2 separate regions of the Homo sapiens genome follow, and region 2 is linked to region 1. Evidence: chromatin loops called from intact Hi-C (ENCODE). Cell type or tissue: sigmoid colon. All regions are shown on one strand. Each heading gives the region's core, and the rest is flanking DNA. Links, peaks and the distances in the headings are about the cores only. Region 1 overlaps TACC3 (transforming acidic coiled-coil containing protein 3). Region 2 overlaps FAM53A (family with sequence similarity 53 member A).

What was found. Hi-C counts contacts between places; a loop is a spot of excess contacts. Peaks named below come from ENCODE experiments on the same cell type or tissue, not always from the same donor. Only the 100,000 strongest peaks of a DNase experiment are listed, where the experiment ranks them.
Region 2: a loop joins it to region 1, with 2.2 times the contacts of the local background. A loop is called at or near these places in 2 of 110 quality-filtered maps.

What each region holds. Positions count from the first base shown.
Region 1 is chr4:1,725,064-1,727,964 of GRCh38, forward strand. TACC3 (transforming acidic coiled-coil containing protein 3) reads left to right here. Exons shown (of 16, transcript NM_006342.3): 4 at 2,645-2,901. Among named protein-coding and RNA genes, the nearest start is that of TACC3, 5.0 kb to the left of the region's middle. In sigmoid colon, for the core only: CTCF peaks have their summits at 1,366 (motif pointing left) and 1,567; DNase peaks (open chromatin) are centred at 1,338 and 2,477; H3K27ac peaks cover 939 bases.
Region 2 is chr4:1,643,777-1,646,677 of GRCh38, forward strand. All of the region lies in intron 4 of FAM53A (family with sequence similarity 53 member A), which reads right to left. Among named protein-coding and RNA genes, the nearest start is that of FAM53A, 39 kb to the right of the region's middle. In sigmoid colon, for the core only: no CTCF peak of the experiment used is centred there; a DNase peak (open chromatin) is centred at 1,265; H3K4me3 peaks cover 671 bases.

The DNA of each region.
Region 1 (2,901 bases), core at 193-2,692:
GGGATTACAGGCATGCGCCACCACACCTGGCTAATTTTGTGTATTTTTAGTAAATATGGGGTTTATCCGTGTTGGTCAGGCTGGTCTTGAACTCCCGACCTCAGGTGATCTGCCGGCCTCGGCCTCCCAAAGTGCTGGGATTACAGGCATGAGCCACCACGCCCGGCTGGCCCAAAACTTTTAAGCAGATTTTAGATGTGCAGAGAAAAGCATAAGGAACAGAATACCACTGATGCTTCTCACCCCCTGAGATAAAATGTCACCAGTAAGTGCAGGCAGCATTTCCTACATCCTTCTCTGGGCCCTGGGTCCGTCTCCCCTCTACCCCTCCAGCCTGAATTTGCAGTTCTTCCCATGTCTGCTTGCTACTTTTCAACTTTGTTTTTTGCCCCTTTTGAAATTTGGTCAAACGAAGCGAGAATGAATCAAACATTGGTTTACAACGACCCCAAGAAGGAAGGGAGACCCAGCAGCAGAGAAGTCGCCTCCCAGCTGCCATGGGTGTGATCCGTCCCAGAGCCACAGATCCCCTGCCTCTCCCCTATGCCTCCAGGATCACCCAGCAGCCTCCATAGGGCAGAGGGTGTAGAGGAGCTGGGAGGGGCTTGAGAGGTTGGCCCTGAGGGGCTCCAGCCAGAGTGACTCTGAGCTTGTGGCTTGGACTCGTGGCTGTCATCTCCTTTCTGGAACTCTGCTGAGGCCCAGGTGGTGGTCACTGTGGTGCTCCCACGTCAGTGGGATGAGACCAAGAGCAGCCGCTGCGTGCAGCTGCCCACGTGTCATTCAGAGGACAGCCGAGTGGCCGCCTGGGAAGGCAGTGCCGCCCCAAGGTGGCAGCTGGGCAGCAGAGGAGTTGTGAGCAGTCTGACAGGTCCCTCACCCTCAGTTTCTCAGTTTTGACATCTTCAAACTTAGAGTTGGAAGAGAAGGGCAGGTGACATGGGCCCCTTATCTGAGGCACTGGCACATGACCCTGCGTCTTCTCAGGGACCTGAAGGCTGGGGAACAGGTGAAACAGTGTTTGTGCCCTCTGTGTTGTAGTCCAGCCCCAACCATCCCAACAGCCGCCTCTTCTGTCAGGGGCCCTGCGCCATGCAGTCCCACATTGTGAGCAGCGAGTGCCCCAGAGACAGGTGGGTCCCTGGGAAGGTGTTCTCTGCACCTGTGCCACTCCACTGTAGCAGGCGCCATCCCAGGGAGGCGTCGCAGAGGCCACTCAGGTCCTTCTGTGCCTGCAGGTGGCATCCTGCACCTCAGCCCTGCCCTTCAGTGAAGGCTTTGACTGTCCCTGGCCACAGCACTGCCAGTCCCCGACTTGAAGGGGAAAGCAGATTCATGCAGAAAACCTTTGTTTACCACGCCCCCTGCTGGCCATCCTGGGGCCTGCAAGTCCCCAGGACTGATCTGTTGGGCATGTCCTCGGGTGAGGTTTAAGCCACAGGACAATGTTGACTGAGCTTTCTTGTTTTGCTTGTAGCTGATGTTTTCACGCAGATTAAAGTGTTATCGGAATGCTGTCAGGTCCCTTAATGTTAGAATTCAGGGTCATTAAGTGGTGCACACCCTTCAGTGATTAGGAGAAACACAGGCGGAAATAATGATTATATGACTTACAGGCCCACAGCAGGCTGGAGGCCACACAGAGGACTGGGGCCAGGCCCTGGAGCATAGGCAGGGGACAGCTGAGAGGGTGGCAGCCAGCCTTGTCTATCGGGGAGTAGGGTGGGGTCACTGTATGCTGGTGGGCAGGTGCTCGAATGGATTTTTTACAGGAAATGGTGGATGCCGGGTGCGGTGGCTCCTGCCTGTAATCCTAGCACTGGGAGGCCGAGGCGGGTGGATCACCTAAGGTCAGGAGTTTGAGACCAGGCTGACCAACATGATGAAAACCTGTCTCTACTAAAAATACAAAACAAAATTAGCCAGACATGGTGGCGGGCACCTGTAATCCCAGCTACTTGGGAGGCTGAGGCAGGAGAATCGCTTGAACCCCAGAGGTGGAGGTTGCAGTGAGCCGAGATCATGCCATTACACTCCAGCCTTGGCAACAGAGCAAAAATCCGTCTCAAAAAAAAAAAACATAAAAATAAAGGAAGTGGTGGGAAATTGAGGAGCCCAGTCTACCAGGTGGGAGAGATGCCTCCAGGCTTCTTTCTCTGGCATCAGCTTGAGGCATTTGGGTGTGCTGTCCCACATCTGACCCCCCAGGCAGCAGCCTGTGCTGTGTGCATGCTGTGGGCCTGGGGGCAGACCTCGTGCATGATGACGAGTGCTGTTTGGGTGGCAGAGGCTGCTGGAGGAGTCTGGGTCCAGCACCTGGCAAAGCGCGTGATGAGCACAATTAAACAGGCAAGCAGCCCAGAGGCACCCCTGTAACTTGGAACCCCAAGAAGCATGAGGGCGGGGTCAGCGAGGAAGTCACGTGGTTGTGTCCAGCCGTTCCACCGGGAGCTGGTCCCTGGGAGGACAGGAAGGAACTACATTGAGGAACTGAGGTGGGGGGTGGAGAACGGGAAGCCGTGCCAAGGGTGACTCAGCCCTGCTTCTGGTGTGAGAATGTTAAACCTATGTTGAGAATGAATGCTGAGGCCCCTAACCTCACCAGGTACTCGCTGCTTCACGTTGATTAAGTCTCTTTTAAAAGCCAACAGCTCATCAAGGAAGTGGATGCCAAAACTACTCATGGAATTCTACAGAAACCAGTGGAGGCTGACACCGACCTCCTGGGGGATGCAAGCCCAGCCTTTGGGAGTGGCAGCTCCAGCGAGTCTGGCCCAGGTGCCCTGGCTGACCTGGACTGCTCAAGCTCTTCCCAGAGCCCAGGAAGTTCTGAGAACCAAATGGTGTCTCCAGGAAAAGTGTCTGGCAGCCCTGAGCAAGCCGTGGAGGAAAACCTTAGTT
Region 2 (2,901 bases), core at 286-2,785, 81 kb before region 1:
GGCTGGTCTCAAACTCCTGGGCTCAAACAATCCTCCCGCCTCAGCCTCCCAAAGTGCTGGGATTACAAGCATGAGCCACCACGCCCAGCCCCACTCAAATCTTTAAAGATACAACTGGCCACATGTTTTGGTCACAAAATAGGGATGCATAACTTATTTTTCATTCAAATCAAAGTGAATTTGCCCATGGACATCACTTGTCCGTACAAGCCCCAGGCCCGGCATGAGGATGTGGCTGGTCTGCTGGGCCCCTGCTGGATGGCGTGGAGGTCCGGGTCTCACCAGCTCGGTCTGGTGTCACCCGTGACCTTGCAGACTCTGGCTGCCGTGCTGCCCACACAGGATGGCCTCCAATCCACAGCACCACCAGGCTGCACTACACACGCACCGGGGTGGCGGGGACGCTACGCACCTTCAGGGGCCAGGTTTCCTTCCATTTCAAACCACGGCGTTTTGTTTTCATTCAGAGTCGACCCTCTGGACTGACTGCTCGGACCCGACAGATGCTGTAAGCTCACGCCGAGGCCTCGGACGCGGGACTCGCACTCGCGGGCACAGCTGTGCGGCTAGAGCGTGAAAACAGCAGGCTCTGAACGCCTCTGGACGACACAGTCGGTGCAGGAGAAAAAACTTCTGCCCACAGACACGGCAGCTGTACAGCTCAGCGCCCAACAGCGCTAGCGAAGGCCACACGGAACTGAAGGGGCCACCCACGCTGTAGAGACGGTGGAAACCGAGGCCCACGGGGCCGATGCTGGCCTGGACTGCGCCACCCATCCGCCTCGCGCCCCCTGTCCCTGGGCGCCAGCCCCGGGGCTCCGTCCCAGCTCCTGCTACCATCACTCTGGTTGGATGGTCACTTCCATCTGAGGTTAAACACAAAACAGTTGTCCAAAACACAAAGGTCAAGCCTTCAAGTTCCAAATTGGGCTCCAAAGCGCAGAGGCCTTTCAAACTGTGTGCGAAGCCCTCCAGGCAGTCTGGGGGGTGCACGGACCCCAGCTGACAGCTGGAGGGCCTCCAGCACCTGAGGTGGGTTAACTCAGCTACCGGAAGCCGGTGAGACCCTGGAAGGTCAGGGAAGCCTCCTACGAGCTGACCTGACGTCACTCAGCAAACGTCCAGGGCCCTGTCTCAGCCACATCTGTACCTGCCCCTTGCCAAAGCCTCTGGCTTTTGTCAAACTAAAACACGGGTTTACTCTCTTGAGAAAGCGCAAGCTCCATCCACCATGTGGGAGGGGCTCACAGGGTCCCCTCACAGCCAAGGCGGCCCTGGCCGTGGGCCGCTCTGCAGCAGGGCCAGGCAGCAGTCAAGGGTGGGGGGTGCTCCCCAAGGGCCTGGCAGTGCCTGGAGCGCAGCACAGTGCATGTTGAAACAGGCAGCCAAGCAGAGCCAAGCACCTCCCTCCTGCCACAGGGAGGCACAGGCCGGCCAAGCCACAGAGGCCCACAGGGCGCAGGGATGTCCATGGCACAGGCAGGGACAGAGATGGCCAGAGCAAGCTCCGTGCGTGTGTCAGGCGAGGAGGCCAGTGTGAGAAGCACCGGGACCCTAGACCCCTTGTTGCCTCTGGTGAGCGCCCTCCCAACCCTGCAGAAGAGAGGGTTATTAGGAAAGTACGGACTGGAGCATTCTAGACAGGGGAGCTGGCCGACGGCACATGAAAAAACTGGCTGAGTGAGCCCTGCTCAGACAACCTGCTCGGGCTGTGAGGGGCACACAGCCTTACAAAGCCAGGAAGCTGGAGAACAAAGATCCTCCCTGTCTCCCCAGCCCTCCACACAGAGGCAGAAGGAGGGGACTCTCCGCCCTGACCGTGCAGCCACTGATGGCACCGGCTCCTCATCCCAAGGGGGATGGGACAGCCAGTGCCCATCAGGAGGTATGGAGTGAGTGCCCAGCAGTGCGCCCCCTGCCCAGCACTCGCTTCTGCCACCTCACTCACCACCTCTGACCACCCTGGGCATGGCTCCTGGAGAGAAGGTCTGAGAAAACAAGCAAGAAAAATCAGCAGCTACAAATTCCAGATTTTCGGTCTGCGCCGTCTCAAACATTCCATGTTCTTGATGGTCCCTGCTACAGTTTGAACGTATACCTCCAAATCTCTACCATGGTGTTGGGAGTTGATCAGGTCCTGCGGGCCTGCACAAGACACGAGAGCCTCATAAAGGGCTGGAGGGAACCAGCCTCAGTCCTCCGCGTCCTCTATCTCCTCCGCCAGGTGAGGACACAGCCACAAGAGGCCATCTTGGAAGCAGAGGGCAGGCTCTCACCATACACCAGACTTGCTGGGGCCTGGGTCTTGGGCTCCCAGCCTCCAGAACTCTTTTTTTTTTTTTGAGACGGAGTCTTGCTCTGTCGCCCAGGTTGGAGTGCAGTGGCGCGGTCTCGGCTCACTGCAACCTCCGCCTCCCGGGTTCAGGCCATTCTCCTGCCTCAGCCTCCCAAGTAGCTGGGAATACAGGCGTCCGCCACCATGCCGGCTAATTTTTTGTATTTTTAGTAGAGACAGGGTTTCACTGTGTTAGCCAGGATGGTCTCGATCTCCTGACCTCATGATCTGCCCACCTCGGCCTCCCAAAGTGCTGGGATTACAGGCGTGAGCCACTGTGCCCAGCCCAGAACTCTTGAGAAATACATTTCTCTTATTTATAAGTGACGTCGTCGGGGGTATTTTGTTACAGCAGCAAAAACAAACTAAGTCAGTCCTTTTCTTGGTACCAGGAGCTGCTCAAAGCTTTTGGTTTTTCAATTTTCACCCAGGAGGCACAGAGAAAACAGCTCAGCAGGTGCAGCAGAGGCCCCCCCATGGAGGACAAGCCTTGCGCTCTCGTGACTGAGGCCGCGGAAGGCACCATCTGCTCACTAAACCCAAGACCTCCAAAAACGCAGCGGGCC